Linked DNA regions of Homo sapiens: region 1 is linked to region 2. A link is a loop called in an ENCODE intact Hi-C map of the cell type or tissue named here. Cell type or tissue: spleen. All regions are shown on one strand. Links, peaks and the distances in the headings refer to the core of each region. The heading gives the core; the rest is flanking DNA.

What was found. A loop is a pair of places that touch in the nucleus more often than their neighbours do. Peaks named below come from ENCODE experiments on the same cell type or tissue, not always from the same donor. Only the 100,000 strongest peaks of a DNase experiment are listed, where the experiment ranks them.
Region 1: a loop joins it to region 2, with 6 times the contacts of the local background. A loop is called at or near these places in 2 of 110 quality-filtered maps.

The regions. Positions count from the first base shown.
Region 1 is chr21:42,541,674-42,551,294 of GRCh38, reverse strand. It overlaps SLC37A1 (solute carrier family 37 member 1), which reads right to left. Exons shown (of 20, transcript NM_001320537.2): 7 at 8,815-8,891; 8 at 7,693-7,859; 9 at 4,155-4,192. Among named protein-coding and RNA genes, the nearest start is that of SLC37A1, 33 kb to the right of the region's middle. RefSeq lists enhancers at 4,965-5,500, 5,501-6,038, 8,242-9,172 and a silencer at 5,791-6,014. In spleen, for the core only: no CTCF peak of the experiment used is centred there; DNase peaks (open chromatin) are centred at 3,474, 4,644, 5,794 and 8,484.
Region 2 is chr21:42,960,307-42,969,927 of GRCh38, reverse strand. It overlaps LOC124905024 (a long non-coding RNA gene), which reads left to right and starts at 4,409. Exons shown (of 2, transcript XR_007067883.1): 1 at 4,409-4,825; 2 at 5,114-5,290. RefSeq lists enhancers at 1,908-2,408, 9,514-9,621. In spleen, for the core only: no CTCF peak of the experiment used is centred there; no DNase peak of the experiment used is centred there.

The DNA.
Region 1 (9,621 bases), core at 854-8,853, 420 kb after region 2:
GCCTTAATTTCATCTTTGGATTGTTGACTGCTAGTGTATAGAAATACAATTGATTTTTGTATACTGGTCTTGTTTTCTGCAACCTTGCTAACTTATTAATTCACTCTAACCATTTTTTTGAGGACTCCTTATGATTTTCTGTATAAAAGATCATGTCATCTGCAAAGAGAAGTAGTCTTACTTCTTGTCTAATCTGCATGCCGTTTATATCCTTTTCTTGCCTAACTGGCCTGCCTGCATTACAATGGTAAATAGAAACGGCAAGAGCAGGCCTCCTAGTCTTGTTCCTGATCTCAGGCGGAAAGCACCTGGTCTTTCACCATTAAGCACACTGTGAGGTGTGGGTTTTATTAGATGCCCTTTGTCAGGTCAAGGAAGTTGCTTTCTATTCCTAGTTTGTTGAGTGTTTTCACATGAAAGGGTGCTGGATTTTGTCCAGTGCTTTGCCTGCTTCTACTGAGATGATCATGCAGCTTTTGTCCTTTATCCATTCAAATGGTGTATTACATTAACATTACCTGTTAAGCCAGCTGTGTATTCCTGGGATAAATCCCACTTGATCATGGTAAATAATCCTTTTGTAGGTGGCTGAATTCTGGTTGCTGCTATTGAGTTTTGCATCTACACTCATAAAAGATACTGTTGTACAGTTTTCTTAAGAGGTTTTAGTCTTTTGTTATTACGATAACACCTCATAGAATGAATTAGGAAGTTTCCCCCCACTTTTATTTTTTGGAAGAGTTTGTGAGTAATTAGTATTAGCTCTTCTTTCCATGTTTGGCAGAATTTACCAGTAAAGCCATCTGGTCCTGGGATTTTCTTTGAGTGAAGTTTTTAAATTAACAATTTAATTTCTTTACTTGTTTTAGATCTATTCAGATTTCCTCCTCTCTTGAGTCAGTTTTGGTAGTTTCTGTCCTTCTATGAATTTTTCCATTTATTCAAAGTTTTCTAATTGGTTGGCATATAGTTCCCTCATAATCCATTTTATTTCAGTAAATGTGGCAGAAATGCCACCTTTCCTGGTCCTGATTTTGGTAATTTGAGTCCTCCTTTATTCTTGGTCAGTCTAGGTGCAGGATGATCAATTTTGTTGATCTTTCCAAAGAACCAACTTTTGGTTTCATTGATTTTCTCTACTGTTTTTCTATTCTTTGCCATTGGTTTTTAAGTGTGATAATGGTATAGTACATTTTGTTTCACATAAAAGAGTCCTTATATTTTGGAAACATACTGAAGTAGTCAGAGACAAAATATTAAGATGATTGCTATTTGCTTGCAAAATACATCAGCAGGAGGTGGGAAGGGATAGTATTAGAAGGGGCGTTGATAGAGTCAGATTGGCCAACTGTTGGAAACTTGGGTAATGGGTACACAGGGGTTCGTTATGCTGTTATTTTTACCTTTTTATATGTTTAAAGTCTCCATAACAAGAACTTTAAAATATTGGAAAAAATTAGAATTTTATCCTAAAAATAACACTTCCACATGGGAACTTCCCAGAACAAGTCAGCACATCTGAAATCTCTTACAAATGCATTTTGCTTTGCCCAAAAGCTCCCATTTGTGATAAAGGGAAGATACTACAGAAGGACAGCAGCTGATGGGACATTGGCCAAACTGCCCTCAGCTCCCTCAGGAAGGCCCGTGACAAGGGTCTCGTTGGTGTCCTGCACAGAGCAGGTAACATTCCTGCAGGAAAAAGAACTTTGGGGCTGTTTGCAGAAGCTGATAAAATATCCCCAGATATCAGCCATCTCTCCCTCTGCGACCAGCCAACATGGAGAGGAGAGAGGACGAGAAGCTGTTTCTCTGGACCACCTGCCTCAGGGCACGTCGGGGACACCTGGGCACCAGTAGATCTCAGTGAACTGCTCGGAGAGGATTTGAACGGGGAGAATGAAACACAGGCTTCAGCCCCAAACTCATACACACGAGGAGCAGAAGCAATGCCTCTCGCCTAGATGAGCTCTCATATTCCTAAAAGCTGTGTGTGAGGAAGAGCTGCTCCTCCCCAAAACCCCCTGCACGCCTGCTTCCTATCCTCAGGCCTGGCCGCCCCTGGGTGAGAAAAGCTCTTCTTAGAGGACAGAAGGTGTTCCAGGGCGGAAGGTGTGTGCGAAGTTCTCCCCAGTCTCAAGACGGCTGGTCCGGGCAGCTTTAAGCTACTTCACGGCACGACTGTACAAGCTTGGAAACTGAAATTCATGCTCAGGGCAGGAACACGGCTTTTTAAAACATTTTAAAATATCAACCATAGTTTTAAGAACATCATATGGTGTTTGACCTTCCTGAAGGCACTGGTTTTCAAACTTCATTTTGTTTCTTTGTTTTTGTCATCAAGTATCAGAACCCTTCTTTCCATATGAATCACACCCAGGAGCCCGAGGTATGAAAAGACAGAAAAAGGACTCTGGCCCCCCTCCCGCACGAGGCCAGGTGCTGCCCCAGGTGCCGGGACCCAGTGATGATCCAGGCCCGAGGGGCTCGCACCCTTCTGTGAGGGTGACAGAGACCAACCAGATGGACTGGTGAGGATTTCACACGGGGCGACATGGAGCCACTGGACTGTGTTGTGCAAGGGCTGATGTGCTCTGGCGTCTGTATCAATACAGTCTCTGCAAGTGCGGTGTGAAGAAGAGATTCTGGGGAGCAAGAGTGGATCGTTCTAGGAGGCTGATGAGCAGTGGCTCGGAGGAGAGCTGACGGTGGTGACGGGGACCAGGGTGGTAGAGGCGGAGGAGGTGAGAGGGTTTCCATTCCACATCCCCTCACAGAACAGAGCAGAACTGACAGAACATGGCCAAGGATGGGGTGCGGGGCTGAAGGGAGGGGGTGTTGGGCTGGCTCCTCGGGTCTGGCCTGTCCACAGGGTGGACAGCAGCTTCCTGACTGAGATGGGGGATGCTGGGGGATCGGCTTGTGCAGGGGTAAAATCAAGAGATCTCCTCCAGTCGTGTTAAGTCTGAAGGACACTCAGACATCTCCGTGGGAAGGTTGAGTGGTGGTGAGACCTCAGATTGCGGAGCTCAGGGGTGGGTCACTCTGGGGACAGCATGGTGACTCGACATCAACGCACCTGGAGCCGCTGAAAGGCCCGAGCGCGCTCTCCTGCAGTGAGCGGGCAGACAAGGAGAGAGGAGGCCGCAGGGCAGCCTGGGGGCACCCCCACATCTGGGGTCTGACACTCGGCACAGACGTGACTAACATGTTAGCCCGGGTAGGGGAGCCTTTCCCAGAGGGAGGGAAGAGAGCTGACCCCCAGAGGGAGGGAAGCATTGGGTCAGACGCGGGCGACGGGCCCAGCAGGGTGAGGCCAGAGAGCTGACCACCCTATGTGTCCGGGTGACGTTGCTGGGATCTGATGGGCTGTTCCCGTGAGGTGGCGGTGGCCTGCAGACAGGAGGGGTGTCATGCCAGTGGACATGGGGAGCGGGGCGGCTGGGAGCAGGCATGAGGGCCAGAGGGACTTTCTTCCAAGACAGCCACCAATACTACATGAGTGTGCCAGGAATGGTATTTGGGGCGGGGGGTGTGTCTGCGGGAGTCAAGCCCTGGGCCATGAGAGGGAGGGGACCGGTACCGCGGGAGGGCTGGCCTTAGCCAGGTGGGAAAGTGGCCAGTGGTGACTGGCTGCGGGTGGAGGCAGCTAGGGCAGGGCTCATTCATGGCAGCCAACGTGGTCAGCAATCCTGCCTGCAGGGCCTACGCTGGCTGAGCTGGGCAGGGGTACAGAAGAGAAGGAATGGCGTGCTGGGCAGACCTCTCGGCCACCTGAGACGTGCAGCCACCAACTTAAGTGATGGCAGGCAGCTGACACGTGCGTTTTTCCCCGTCACACTGAGGCCCCTGGGGAAACCAGGAGGTCTCCACTCCTGAGGAGGCCTGGCCAGGGCCCAGCCTTTGGTTCCCCTTAGCATGAAGTCCTTCATCTGGACAGCATTGAACCTCTTGTCTGGGTTTTGCTGATAAGGTTATTATCAGCGAAACCCAAAACAGAATATTCTCTATTCCTAGAACTGCCAATGTTTTGAGGGTGGGACTTCTGTCTACCCTGTGTGTTTCTGTCTGACACCGCACAGGCAGGAGCAGGCTGGGGAAGTGGTCAGAACCGCACACTGTTCTAGAAAAGGACAAGAAAACAGGGTCCTTACCGTCACCAGGGTGGAGGAGCACCTGACGTCGTTCGGATCTGAAAGAGCAAACATGAGTGAGGCTGAGCAGGTCCACCACCATGGCAATGCCAAGTAAGCTACGTAACCCGAGGACAGGGCAACACGGGAGCACCGGGTGTGAAACTGGACTGTATGCAGGATTCACATTAAATGAGTGGATTTGAGCTGCTCTTGCCACAAAAACAAAAGCGGGCAGCTGTGAGTTGCGATGGCTATGTTAACTTGCTTCGCTTTACTAGTAACCTTTTTACTATCTCTATGTATCTGTAACACCATGTTGCATACCTTAAATATACACAATAAAATTTAATAAAACACAAGATGCCATCTTATACCTTTACTAAATTGGCATTCGTTTCAGAAAAAAGCCATCGCCATAGCATGCCAGGTGAGGGCAAGGGCACAGCTTGGCTGTCCCACCAGTGACTCCCGCACACGCCCCGGCCTGTCCCCAGTCACTCGGCCTGGCAGCCCACTTGTGTGCAAGGGGGGTATGGCAGATCACCGCCAGCCAGTGCCAACACTGTGAACGTGAACGCTACTTTAAATATGGAAAATACTTCCCAGCGTGGCCAATAATCACAAGCAGAGCATGCGGACGCTGTGTGGACAAGCCCACGACTCTCATTCAGAGGACAAGCCCCAGAAGAAAAGCAAAACCAGGAAAAGCACATCAGGGGAGCGAGGCTGGAAGAATGTCTGTAATGAGGTATTTCATGTTATGAAATTCATTAGAAATAAAAATGAGTGGAGATAAAACATCTATCTTGATATGGAACAAACATCTTTGTGTAAATGCAAGGAAGGGAGGAAACTTGAAAAGGAACAGAACCAGAAGTGAGGCTTCAGCGTGTCCTTTACAGACACCAGCAACCTGCCCCGAGCAATGCGGGAACCCAGAGTCAGACCCCAGGCCTCTAGGTGCTGCGGGAAACCAGCCCTACTGCTTCTCGCTCCACCTCTGCAGCCCCCTCTGACTACCAAGCACCTTGGTCTCTTTATCACCTTGGATGAAACTGGTTACTGCCTTGCAACCCAAACTGAGCTACAGGGCTGCAGGCTCCCCACAGCCAAGTCCATTCCCATACAACACAGGGTGACATCATAGAGGGACATGCAGCTGCCGAGCACACTCCTGCTGGCCTCGAGGCCAGCATCAAACCTCTTGTCTGGGTTTTGTTGATAAGGTTATTATCAACATGCCGTAGGGCCAGGTGGGTCTGCACCCAGAGGTCCGTGGCTGGCTGTGGGGTGCGTCGCCCTCCTGTCCTGGGCACAGCCCATAGGGCGAGGCCACTGACCAAGGACACATGGTCGGCATGTTGGGCAGTCCCAATGGTCCACCTGTGATGTATGGTCACCAATTTAAAGGACATCAGCCAACTCACCCCATCGGTATCCACTCACAGTGTGATGCCCCCAGGGGTAAGCCAGGGGCTTCCCCTGATATGGCTCTTCCTGGACTTTCACCTTCAGGGACTTGGGCACACACGTCCCTTGGCTGGGACACATTTGAGAACAGCTTCAGAAAGGAGACTCAGAGAGGCCTGAGAAAGGAGCAGGGGACGCCCTGTCCTTTGGGGCTCACCCTGGGCAGGAGACAAGAGTGAAGGAGCAGCAGAGAAAGCCACATCCTCTGTTGACCGCAAGAATGGCACATCTGATGCCTTTAGTACCTGCCCAGGATCAGTGATTCGGGACAAGGAGGGGCAGAAACAAACCAAGGGGCACTTGATGTTTCCTCCCTATCTGCAAAGAGCTCCTGTTCTCAGACTCAGCATCCAGCCACTGTTGTCACAGCTGGGTCTCATCATTCAGACACAGTGCACCTCCCAGGCACAAGGGGAAAGAGTGTCAGAAAGATTCCCTGGGCAGGAGGTTCTGGTAGTTTGGTTTTGTTTGGCTAGAGATGAAGCATGCAGCCTTCCTGTAGGTGAGTGGGCCTGTGGCCAGAGGACCCAGGGACAGGGGGCATCTGGCTCATTGCTATCTGCCCAAATTGGATCAGGGAGGCTTATTCACAAGAGCTGAGCTCTCTCTGCTTACAGAGACAAACATCAACATAGGGCCGTGAATGCCTGGAGCGGGTGCTGAGGTCCCGGCCATTGAGCAAGCTCCTTTCCCTTCCACATGTCCTTTTCTCCCCAGAGCCAGCCCCTTTCCAGTTAAGGAAGAGAACAGAAGACCCCATGGACTCTACCCTCAGGCAGGAGACACCCAGGGGCCCCTGTGCGCTAACAAAGAGAGGCACATTGTTCTCCGGGTGGCTGGTGTCTCAAACACTTGGAGCGCAGGGGCACAGAACTCCAGGTTCTAGGAACCAGAGCGGAAGAAAACAGGTGGTGGAAATGGCCTTTCTCAGAACTGCAGTGACACACCAGCCAGAGCTGAAAGCCACATGCTGGCCCACTGGGAGGGATCCAGACCCCCACCCATCCCAGGAGGCCCCTGCTCAGGCTGTTTGGGGTGTGGCCGAAGGCTTACTCAGCCTCTGCAGAAGCGGGGAAAGGGGAGCGGAGTGCAGCCCGGGGCCCCCACTTTTTGCTCACACCAATGGGTGTGTCTGGACATTCCTCATCTGAATGTTTATTTCCATTTTCACCAACACAGAAGCATGGGGTGAGAGTCTCCAAACTCACAGTGTGGCCAGATGATGGTTACCTTAAAAATTAAAAGGTTAGCTTTTGCAAGACAAAAAAAGTGAGCGACTAAATGGAATATGGATGAACTTTTGCATGCAGAGCTGAAGTGATCAGCAATGCCCAGTGTGGCTGGAGGGAGCTGGCTCTGAGTGTCCCTACCTGGCAGGCAGCATGAGGGAGCTGTCTCCTGCCATATGGTTTAAACTCAGTCAAAGAACTAAGAGTTGAGTACAGCTTATCAGAATGGCTTGCGGGATTCGAGCCCCTGTCGTGTGACCGCCAGGGCCACCCGGGCATCTCTATTCTTGCTGTAACTGTCCTGAATCTTCTCAGCACCAGAGCCTGCTGGATCTCTACTTCAGAAATGAATTTCAAATTCAATTAAATAAAGAGTTTGCTATTGAATCTGAAATGGAATAAGAGATTTGATTTTCCAAGAGATACTTTTTACCCAGTTAAGATATTAAGTCAGTCTTTTATAACACTGTCCAAGATATATCTTATCAGAAGGCAAAGAGCTGACTGGGTCCAATTCAGGCTGTGGTGGCAAGATGGGCATGAGAAGGAACAGCCTGTGGGAAGATGGAAGACTCCCATGCATGAACTCCTGATGCCGGGGCAAGGGAGGACAGGAGGACGGGAGGAAGGAATGGGGACATGGGTCACTCCAGAATCAGGGGAGAGTAGGAAATCCAGCAAAACCAGGAGAGAACCGGCTCCCCGGGGAAGTCTCCCTGGTAAGAAGAGCGCTGAGGCAGCCACGGGCAAACAGGGCGCTAGGCCACGCAGCTCTCACACTCGCCCCCAAGGCCCACCCAGGCAGGGAAATCCGAGGCCTCCCTTGGTGGGTGGTCTCCAAGGCCACGTGCACTTACGTTCAATGAGGAAGAGAAAGCACACTATCCCCATGGCTGCCACGATGGCTCCAGGCACGACGAAGGACAGGCCCCAGCATGTGGACACCCAGTAGCCAGCGATCAATGACCCCAAGATGTTGCCCACGGAGGTGTGGGAGTTCCAGACCCCCATAATCAAACCTCTCCTGCAGCACAACAAAACAGAAGACAGAAGATGGAGCTGAGAAGCTGAAACGAGTCCAGCAGTGCAGGGCGCAGCAGTGCCTGCAAAGTAGGGAGTCGGCGCAGAATCAACGGGGGGCCATGCAGACCCTGCTTCTGTGCCATGCAGGACTCGCGATGCTCACGAGAGCTGATGTGTTTATGTGGCCTCAGGCTGTGCCATCACCCATTCTACCTCTTGCTCTGAGCGCATTCTGTACTCAAGAAGAAGAAAGAGGCCTTTCCCTGAAAGTCTTGGAAGGCCTGAAATTAAAATTTGTGCCTCTACAATCAATTAATACATACAGTCACTTGATGAACTGTCATTTGAACAAAACTCATGGATGCACACACCAGGTGAATGAGGCACAGTATCTAAGACTTAAGACCTGATGACGCTGGTGTTCCCGTTTTAGCTTCCGCATCTTGTTTGCGATCGTCCACCATAAATAAGCCTTTGGCCTGGCTGAGCTGAATTTTACAAATAAATAAATTTTATCTGTATAAAATAAAAGCCATTTACAAATAAATCTGGACTCGCCAGGCTGGGTCCCAGCTCTGCTACTTTGGTGCTGTGCGCTGGGTGACCCAGGTCGGGACTTCCCAAACTCCCATGTTAACATGTAGCTTTGGCTTCAAAAGGCCTGGGGCAGGGTCCTGGACTCTGCATCTCCCACAACACCTGGGAGGCCAGATGCAGCTGTCAGAGGAGCCGCCGAGTGACACGGACTTCACCAGGCCCACAGTGGGAGGGCGGAGCTCCCCTGTCTCGTGGGACACAGGCCATCTGAATTTCAGCAATTCAAGCCCCAGAGGTTTCAGCCATCTTATTTTAAAGAGGATACTAAAGTGTTTTTGCTGTAATCAGTCTACAGAAAAACTAAAAGTAAAATGGTCTAGTTTTCATCTGCTATTGGAAACAGGGCTGCTTTTTCTCACCTTCCTTTTCCAAACCAGTTGCCGAGGCAGGTGACGACGCTGGGCCAGCCGGTGGTCTGCACCAGCCCGTTGATGACCTGCAGGAGAGGCCAAAGGAGAGACTGACCTGTGGGAAGCAGGCCCGGGACAGCGCTGCAGGGAGGTGCACAGAGCTTGCTCCACTTACACAAAGCAGGGGGCACGACAGCCAGAGATGGACTGTCAATTTTATATTTATATACAGTTTAAACTACATATATATTTTAAAACCATGTATACAGGTATCTATATATTTTTCAAAATAAAAGCAATGCATGCCTATTGTGGAAATTTTAGAATAAGCAGAGAAAAGCGAGGAAAAAAAACCCAGCCAGAACCCCACCACCAGCAGATCACACCTCATAACAGTGTGGGGCCAAGCTTCCCGGTCTCTTTTGAATCCAAAAACTTCATAGAAAGAGGCTAGGTGCAGCGGCTCATGCCTGTAATTCTAGCACTTTGGGAGACCAATGCAGGAGGGTCTCTTGAGTTCAGGAATTTGAGACCAGCCTGGGCAATATAGAGAGACCCCCTTGTCTACAAAAAATTAAAAATTAGCCAGGTGTGGTGGTGCACACCTGTGGTCCAAGCTACTCAAGAAGCTGAGATGGGAGGATTGCTTGAGCCTGGGAGGTCAAGGCTGTAGTGAGCTGTGATTGCATCACTGCACTCCAGCCTGGGCAACACAGTAAGACCCCATCTCAAAAAATAAACAAATACAAACTTTTTAAAGAGAGAAAACCTTTCTTCTCTTTATGAACTGTTTATAGAATTGTATGATAAACATGG
Region 2 (9,621 bases), core at 632-8,631:
TCAAAAAAAAAAAAAAAAAATACAAAAATTAGCTGGGTGTGGTGGCAGGCGCCTGTAATCCCAGCTACTTGGGAGGCTGAGGTGTTGTGACCAAGCGAGTTATAGAGAAACGCCACACTTTGAGACAAATTAAAGAGTCCTTTATTAGCCGGCAACCAAGAGGCAGCTAACGCTCAAAATTCTCTCGGCCCCGAGGAAGGGGCTAGTTTTGTTTTTATACCATGGTCTAAATAGGGGAGGGGGATTTTAGCTGAAACAATTTTTACAGAAGCAGAACTGGCAAAAAATTAAAAAATTAATTGGTTACAAATGCAGTTAAAAAAATAAACAGTTCCAGGTGCAGGGGCTTAAACTATCACAAAGAGATAAATGCAGGGGTTTTGGGTGCCATCCACCGTGCTCATCCCCAGGAGCTGCTAGTGCGGCTTGCCTCACTATCTTATCAGTAGGTGCATTCCTGGACGTGCTTAGAGTCAGTTTACACTAGCTACGCCTTAAGGGAGGGAGGTGAAAGGGGGCTGCCAATGAAGAAACTAAAATGGAGTCTGTCTGGCTCTCTCTCTCCTAGGAGAGGGTCACTCAGGTTAAAACAAGGTAGGGTATCACAGAGGCATGAGAATTGCTTGAATCCAGGAGACAGAGATTGCAGTCAGCCGAGATCATGCCACTGCACTCCAGCCTGGGGTATAGAGCGAGACTCTGTCTCAAAAAAAGAAAAAGAAAGACATGACTAGACTGGGTGCAGTGGCTCATTCCTGCAATCCCAGCACTTCAGGAGGCGTGAGGCCAGGAGTTTGAGACTAGTGTGGGCAATATGGTGAGACCCCCCCACTGCCCCCTGCACACACCCATCCTGGTCTCTACAAAAGAAGAAAAAAATTTTTTTTTTTGTGACCGAGTCTTGCTCTGTCGCCCAGGCTGGAGTGCAGTGGCGCCATCTCGGCTCACTGCAAGCTCCGCATCCTGGGTTCACACCATTCTCCTGCCTCAGCCTCCCGAGTAGCTGGGACTACAGGCGCCCGCCACCGCGCCCGGCTAGTTTTTTGTATTTTGTTTAGTAGAGACGGGGTTTCACCGTGTTAGCCAGGATGGTCTCGATCTCCTGACCTCGTGATCCGCCCATCTCGGCCTCCCAAAGTGCTGGGATTACAGGCGTGAGCCACTGCACCCAGCCGCAAAAAAAAATTTGTAACTAGCAGGTGTCATGGTGCACACCAGTAGTCCCAGCTACTTGGAAGGCTTGAGAGCATGCCACTGCACTGAAGCCTGGGCAACAGAGTAAGACCCTGTCGCAAAAAAAAAAAAAAAAAAAAAAAAAGGAGAAATACGTGAGGCGTATGAAGAAGACCAACTCCATCTTGAATAGGAGCTGGGTGAAATGAGGCTGAAACCTACTGGGCTGCATTCCCAGACAGTTAAGGCATTCAAAGTCACAGGATGGTATAAGAGGTCAGGACAAGATACAATACAAGTCATAAAGACCTTGCTAATAAAACAGGTTGCAGTAGGCCGGGCACGATGGCTCACGCCTGTAATCCCAGCACTTTGGGAGGCCGAGGAGGGTGGATCATGAGGTCAGGAGTTCAAGACCAGCCTGGCCAAGATGGTGAAACTCCGTCTCTACTAAAAATACAAAAAATTAGCCGGGCGTGGTGGCACACGCCTGTAATCCCAGCACTCACTTGTGAGGCACAGGGAATAAAGGTAGCAGTAACCCAGATGGGGCACAGCACACACCAGAGCTACGGTACATGGGGGAGTATTTGAAAATGACACTGGAGGAACTTGAGTTGTTCTTAAAGGATGATTAGGATCTGAGAGGCTTCACTGAGAAAAATGAACGAGAAGCCACTGAAAACTAGGGCGCTGATTTCGGCTCGCTGTAGCCTCCGCTTCCTGGGTTCAAGCAATTCTCCTGACTCAGCCTCCTGAGTAGCTGGGATTACAGGTGCCCACCACCACGCCTAGCTAATTTTTGCATTTTTAGTAGAGACAGGGTTTTGCCATGTTAGCCAGGCTGGTCTTGAACTCCTGACTGACCTCAGGTGATCCACTCGCCTCGGCCTCCCAAAGTGCGGGGATTACAGGCCTGAGCCACCACGCCTGGCCCTCATCTGCTTTTGATTTTGCATAGAGTTCATTCTCACACACTGCTCCAATGTCTCATACATCTCATGCCAGGAACTGTTCAATATTTTTTTCTTTTTTGAAACAGAGTTTCCCTCTTGCTGTCCAGGCTGGAGTGCAATGGCGCGATCTTAGCTCACCACAACCTCCGCTTCCTGGGTTCAAGCGATTCTCCTGCCTCAGCCTCCCGAGTAGCTGGGAATACAAGCATGTGCCACCACACTCGGGTAATTTTGTATTTTTAGTTGAGATGGGATTTCTCCACGTTGGTCAGGCTGGTCTCGAACTCCTGACCTCAGGTGATCCACCCACCTCGGCCTCCCAAAGTGCTGGGATTATAGGCATAAGCCACTGCGCCCAGCTGGAACTATTCAAATATTGTATTAGTGTGCACTCTAATTAGTCTCCAAATCACTCAAGTTTATTAACTGATAAAAGCCAATTCTAGGGCTGGGCACAGTGGCTCACTCCTGTAATCCCAGCACTTTGGGAGGCTGAGGTGGGTGGATCACCTGAGGTCAGAAGTTCAAGACCAGCCTGGCCAACATGGTGAAACCCCATCTCTACTAAAAATACAAAAATTGGCCGGGTGCGGTGGCTCATGCCTGTAATTCCAACACTTTGGGAGGCTGAGGCAGACAGATCATGAGGTCAGGAGTGAAACCCCATGTTTGTAAAAATACAAAAATTAGCTGGGCGTGGTGGCACATGCCTGTAATCCCAGCTGCTCAGGAGGCTGAGGCAGGAGAATCATTTGAACCCGGGAGACGGAGGTTGCAGTAAGCCGAGATCACGCCACTGCACTCTAGCCTGGACAACAGAGTGAGACTCTGTCTCAAGAAAAACAAAAACAAAAAAATTAGCCAGACGTGTTGGCACACACCTGTAGTCCCAGCTACTCGGGAGGCTGAGGCAGGAGAATCACTTGAACCTGGGAGGTGGAGGTTGCAGTGAGCTGAGATCATGCCATTGCACTCCAGCCTGGACAACAAAGCAAGACTCCATCTCAAAAAAAAAAAAAAAAAATTAGCCAGGTATGGTAGCACGTGCCTGCATTCCCAGCTACTGGGGAGGCCAAGGCAGGAAAATTACTTGAACCTGGGAGGCGGAGGTTGCAGTGAGCCGAGATCTCACCATTGCACTCCAGCCTGGGTGACAGAGAGACACTCTATCTCAAAACAAAACAAAACAAAACAAAATTTAAAAAATAGCTGGGTGTGGTGGTGCATACCTGTGGTCCCAGCTACTTGGGAGGCTGAGATGGGAGGATTGCTTGAGCCCCGGGGGGCACAGGTTGTAGTGAGCGCAGATCACACCATTGCACTCCTGGTTAGGTGACAGACTAAAAAGCTGAGACCCTGTCTCAAAAAAAAAAAAAAAGCCCAGCGGGGCGCAGTGGCTCACACCTGTAATCCCAGCACTTTGGGAGGCCGAGACAGGCAGATCACAAGGTCAGGAGATCGAAACCATCCTGGCTAACACGGTGAAACCCCGTCTCTACTAAAAATACAAAAAAAAGAGAAAAAATTAGCTGGGCGTGGTGGCGGGCGCCTGTAGTCCCAGCTACTCGGGAGGCTGAGACAGGAGAATGGCGTGAACCTGGGAGGCAGAGCTTGCAGTGAGCCGAGATCGCGCCACTGCACTCCAGCCTGGGCGACAAAGCAAGACTCCGTCTCGGGGGGAAGAAAAGCCAATTCTTCAAAGCTATAATTTTCTTTTTTTTTTTGAAACAGGGTCTCACTCTGTCACCCAGAATGGAGTGCAGTGGCATGATCTCAGCTCACTGCAACCTCTGCCTCCCAAGCTCAAATGATTCTCCTGCCTCAGCCTCCCGAGTACCTGGGATTACAGGCATATGCCACTACCAATGGGCTAATTTTTGCATTTTTTGTAGAGATGGGGTTTCACCATGTTGACCAGGCTGGTCTTGAACTCCTGACCTCAAATAATCCACCTGCCTCAGCTTCCCAAACTGCTGGGATTACAGGCATGAGCCATCGAAACTGGCCTTCTTTTTAATTTTATTTTAATTGAAATTAGATTTTTTTTTCTTTTTTGAGACAGGGTCTCACTTTGTTGCCCAGACTGCAGTGCAGTGGCAGGATCTCTGCTCACTGCAGCCTCATCCTCCCTGCATTCAGGTGACCCTCCCACCTTAGCCTCAAGAGTAGCTGGGACTGCAGATGTGTGCCACCATGCCCAGCTAATTTTTGTATTTTTTTGTAGAGACACGATTTCATCATGTTGCCCAGGTTGGTCTTGAACTCCTGGGTTCAGGGGATCCTCCTACCTTGGCCTCCCAAAATGTAGGGATTACAGGCATGAGCCACTGCGCCCAGCCCAAATATGTAATTTCTCAATGAGGTCAATGAACAGTTGAAACATGATTAACTGGTTGGGCTCCATGGCTCACACTTGTAGTCCTAGCACTTCGGGAGGCCAAGGCAGGAGGACTGCTTGAGGCCAGGAGTTTGGGACCAGCCTGGACAACATAGTAAGACCCGTCTCTACAAAAATAAAAAAATTCCACACACAAAAACTACAGCAACAATAGAGAAATATGATGAGCCCCAGCTCAACAGGGCAAGTCAGCAATGGAAGAGACCAAAGCCTTGGGGAGCCTGGATGGAGACAGCAAGAGAAGGCTCCGGGTCCCTGATGGACAACGGCTGCACCTGAGCCAGGTGTGCTCAGACAGGTGAGGAAGCTCGATGAGCAGGAACTCCAATACGGTGGGGTGTACGGGTGGCACTGGATATGGGGTTACCTGCCCTGGGACAAGATGATACTTCCTGAGCTTTGGGACCTGGGCTGGTTAATTTTATGTGTCAATGTGGCTAGGCTATGGTGCCTGGCTCAGTGGTCACAGAGCACCCTGGATGTGTCTGTGAAGATGTTTTTAGATGGGATTAACATTTTCCTAAGTAGATTTCAGTGAAGCACGTTACCCTCCATAATGTGCGTGGGCCTCATGCATCCATTTAAGGCCTTCAGAGAAAAGACTGAGGTTCCCTAAGAAGGAAGGAATTCTGCCTCCACACTGCCTTTGAATTGGGACTCACGCCGCACCGCCAGCAGCATCTCTTGCTAGAATTTCCAGACTGCCCTGCAAATTTCAGACTTGCCAGTCTCGATTCTTAAAATAAATCTCTCCCTCTCTCACTATCCGTCTATGTACATCTATCTCCATCCTATCGGTTCTGTTTCTCTGGAGAACCCTGACTAATGCAGGATGCATTCCTGTCTCTGGACCCTCACAATGGCATATGCTTTAGTGACATTTACCCACACATGGCACCGTTGCCTGCTTTCCCACTGTGGACACCAAGGCCGCAGTAGGACAATCCTGGAAGGCCCATGGTCCCAGTGACCGCTCACCATTGGCCCTTCCTGGCGGGACTGTGCAGCTAAAATCAGGCACAGAGAAGGGGCCTCCTAGTCCCCGCAGTCCTGCTTCCTACCTGCCCACAGCAGTGCTATGTGGACAGGTTGCTTTCCTGCCTGCACAGGCCCCCCGGGCCTGGACCCTCACTGGAGGGAATGTGCCCCCTCTCAGCTTGGATGAGGAGTGGGGTAGGGGAGAGAAGAGGGAGGGACGGGAGGGATGGTGGGCCCCTCTCCAGGCTACAGAGGAATGCCCAGAGGCAAGGGAGGCGAGCTGGCACGCTGCCTTCTGTGCCCAGGCAGTGCACAGTTAGCACGAAAAGGAGCATCAAGCTGAAAAAACGCCTTTCTCTTCTTGCCCCTCATTCTTGGCTGTTTTCCTAATTGTGCTGAAATGAACGTTTACCATCTCGTGAGATATTTGAGAACACAGTTACTGTTCCTTTTTTTTTTCTTTCTTTCTTTTCTTTTTTTTTTTTTTTTTTTTTTTTGAGACGGAGTCTCCCTCTGTCACCCAGGTTGGAGTGCAGGGGCATGATCTCAGCTCACTGCAACCTCCGCCTCCCAGGTTCAAGCGATTCTCCTGTCTCAGCCTCCTAAGTAGCTGGGATTACAGGCACATGCCACCACACCCAGATAATTTTGGTATTTTTAGTAGAGATAGGGTTTCACCATGTTGCTTAGGCTGGTCTCAAACTCCTGACCTCAGGTGATCCACCAGCCTTGGCCTACCAAAGTGCTGGGACTACACGAGTGATCCACCACGCCTGGCCCTTTCCTTTCTATTTTTAAAAGAGATGGGTTTTGCCATGTTGCCCAGGCTGGTCTCCAACTCCTGAGCTCAGGCAATCTGCCTGCCTCAGCCTCCCAGAGTGCTCGGATTACAGGTATGTGCCACTGTGTCCAGCCAACACAGTTGCTGTTTCTACTACATATTTTCTTTTCTGTCTTTCTTTTTTTTTTTTTTAAGATGGAGTTTTGATCTTGTCACCCAGGGTGGAGTGCAATGTCCTGATCTCTGCTCACTGCAACCTCCATCTCCCAGGTTCCAGCTATTCTCCTGCCTTAGCATCCTGAAGAGCTAGGATTACAGGCATGCACCATCACAGCCAGCTAATTTTTGTATTTTTAGTAGAGATGGGGTTTCACCATGTTGGCCAGGATGGTCTTGAACTCCTGACCTCAGGTGATCCACCCACTGTGGCCTCCCAAAGTGCTGGGATTACAGGCGTGAGCCACCACGCCCGGCCACAACGTATTTTCATTGAGGATAGAAAGAAGCTTGCGGGGCCAATTTTTACACAAAAATTAGCTGGGCATGGCGATGGGCACCAGCTACTCTGGAGGCTGAGGCAGAGAATTGCTTGAAACTGGGAGGCGGATTTTGCAGTGAGCCAAGATCACACCACTGCACTCCAGCCTGGGCGACAGAGCAAGATTCCGTCGAAGAGAAGGGAAGGGAAGGGAAGGGAGGGGAGGGGAGGGGAGGGGAGGGGAGGGGAGGGGAGGGGAGGGGAGGGGAGGGGAGGGGAGGGGAGGGGAAGGGAAGGGAAGGGAGAAAAGAAAAGAAAAGAAAAAAGAAAGAGAAGCTTGTGGGCTTGGTCTGGACAGGGTGCCTCCCTTGGTGGCCGTGTCAGCTGCCTCTCTTGCTTCCTGCATGTGTGACTGGATACATATACTAGGATACTGGATACATATACCCTTCTTACATATACTAGGAATACTGTCCCTACCTCCACATATCCTAGCATCTACAAGTAAGTGCACTTTTGTGTATGTGCAATTATCAGTCAGGATCAGTGGAAAGATTAAGGAACAGAATGCATTCATGGAATTCTAGAGATGGGAGAAATCTCTCCAGCTCCTTTTACATGGGAGAAAACCACTGGGCGTGTTCAAGACAGGCTCCAGGCCCAGGTCTTCATCCCGCCAGAGCTCTTCTCTTTTAACTGTGTAGGGGAAGGAAAATTGCTCATTTTATTCTACCCTTCCAGGTTCTCACTGGGGACCCTGCTACAAAAGACAAATTAACAGGGGAAAGATGGATGTTTATTAGCATGTATCTCTCAGGGATAATGGAGAAACTCAGGGATGAGTAAATTTAAAGAGGTGACATAGAATTTGGGCTTCTATCCCAGCCCTTTTGAAACCACCTTTGCAAAAATTATAAGTGAGGCAATCATTACAGTGAAAGACATCTGGCCTAACTAAGTCCATCTTGCTTCTAACCTCCAAGCTGTCCTTGTTTGTTCCTGGGTGGAGGCCGAACTAACTCTGGGAGGAACTTAGTTTATGGTTTAGCTTTGAAACAAAGACGATAGAGCCCTTTCCCTAAACACATCCCCTTCCTACCTGGGGACTAGATTGCCTTTGCAGGACTAACAAATTAGCCACAAAATTAGAAATTATTGTTTAGGAGTCTTGCAGCTGGAGGCTGCAAAATTGCTCCTAGGGATCACATCACTACTGTCAAACCTCAGATCAGCGCTTGAGATATTTTGCAGACCCTGCACTCGATGGATCAGCTGACACCACTCCTACCGATAAACTGGCTCATGGGGTCTTCTGACCCCCTCCCAGGAACCAAGTCAGCCCAAGAGGACAGCCTCAACTTCCTGTAATTTCATCTCCGACCTGACAAATCAGCACTCCTGACCCAACGGCTCCCTACCCACCAAATTATCCTTAAAAACTCTGGGCCAGGCACAGTGGCTCACGCCTGTAATCCCAGCACTTTGGGAGGCCGAGGCGGGCAGATCACGAGGTCAGGAGATGGAGACCGTTCTGGCTAACACGGTGAAACCCCGTCTCTACTAAAAATACAAAAAATGAGCCGGGCATAGTGGTGGGCGTCTGTAGTCCCAGCCACTTTGGAGGCTGAGGCAGGAGAATGGTGTGAACCCAGGAGGCGGAGTTTGCAGTGAGCCAAGATCATGCCACTGCACTCCAGCCTGGGTGACAAAGCAAGACTCCATCTCAAAAAAAGAAAAAACAAAACAAAAACTCTGATCCCCAGTCGGGCACGGTGGCTCATGCCTGTAATCCCAACACTTTGGGAGGCTGAGGCATGTAGATCACTTGAGGTCAGGAGTTCAAGACTAGCCTGGCCAACATGGTGAAACCCCGTCTCAACTAAAAATACAAAAATTATCAGCCTGCCCAATATGGCGAAACCTCGTCTCTACTAAAATAAAAAAATTAGCTGGGCATGGTGGTTGGTGCCTGTAATCCCAACTACTCGGGAGGCTGAGGCAGGAGGATCACTTGAAGCTGGGAGGTGGAGGTTGCAGTGAGCCGAGATCACGCCATTGCACTACAGCCTGGGGGACAGAGCAACACTCCATCTCAAAAAAAAAAAAAAAAGGCCAGGCGCAGTGGCTCATGCCTGTAATCCCAGCACTTTGGGAGGCCGAGGTGGGTGGATCACCTGAAGTCAGGAACTCAAGACCAGCCTGGCCAACATGGCGAAACCCCGTCTCTACAAAAATACAAAAATTAGCCAGGCATGGTGATGGTGTGCCTGTATCCCAGCTACTTAGGAGGCTGAGGCGGGAGAATTGCTTGAACCCAGGAGGCAGAGGTTGCCGAGATCGAACCATTGCACTCCAGCCTGGGTGACAGAGTGAAACTCTGTCCCAAACAAACAAACAAACAAACAAAAAACACCTCTGATCCCGAAATTCTTGGGTAATTTTGAGTAATCCGAGTAATAATAAAACTCTGGTCTCCCACATAGCTGGCCCTGGTAAATTGCTCTTTCTCTATTTCAGTTCCCCTGTGTTGATAAATCAGCTGTCTAGACAGCAGGCAAGGTGAACTCGTTGGGTGGTTATATTTTGGGAGGCTGAGGCAAGTGGATCGCTTGAGCTGAGGAGTTCCAGACCAGCCTGGGCAACATGGCAAAACTCCATCTCTATAAAACATACAAAAAGAAAGTTAGTGGGGCGTGGTGGTGCACACCTGTAGTCTGAGCTACTAGGGAGGCTGAGGTAGGAGGATTGCTTGAGCCTGGGAGGCCGCAGTGAGCTGTGTTCGCGTCACTGCACTCCAACCTGGGCGACAAAGTGAGACCCTGTCTTAAAAAAAGAATTTTGAGGCTGGTCGTGGTGG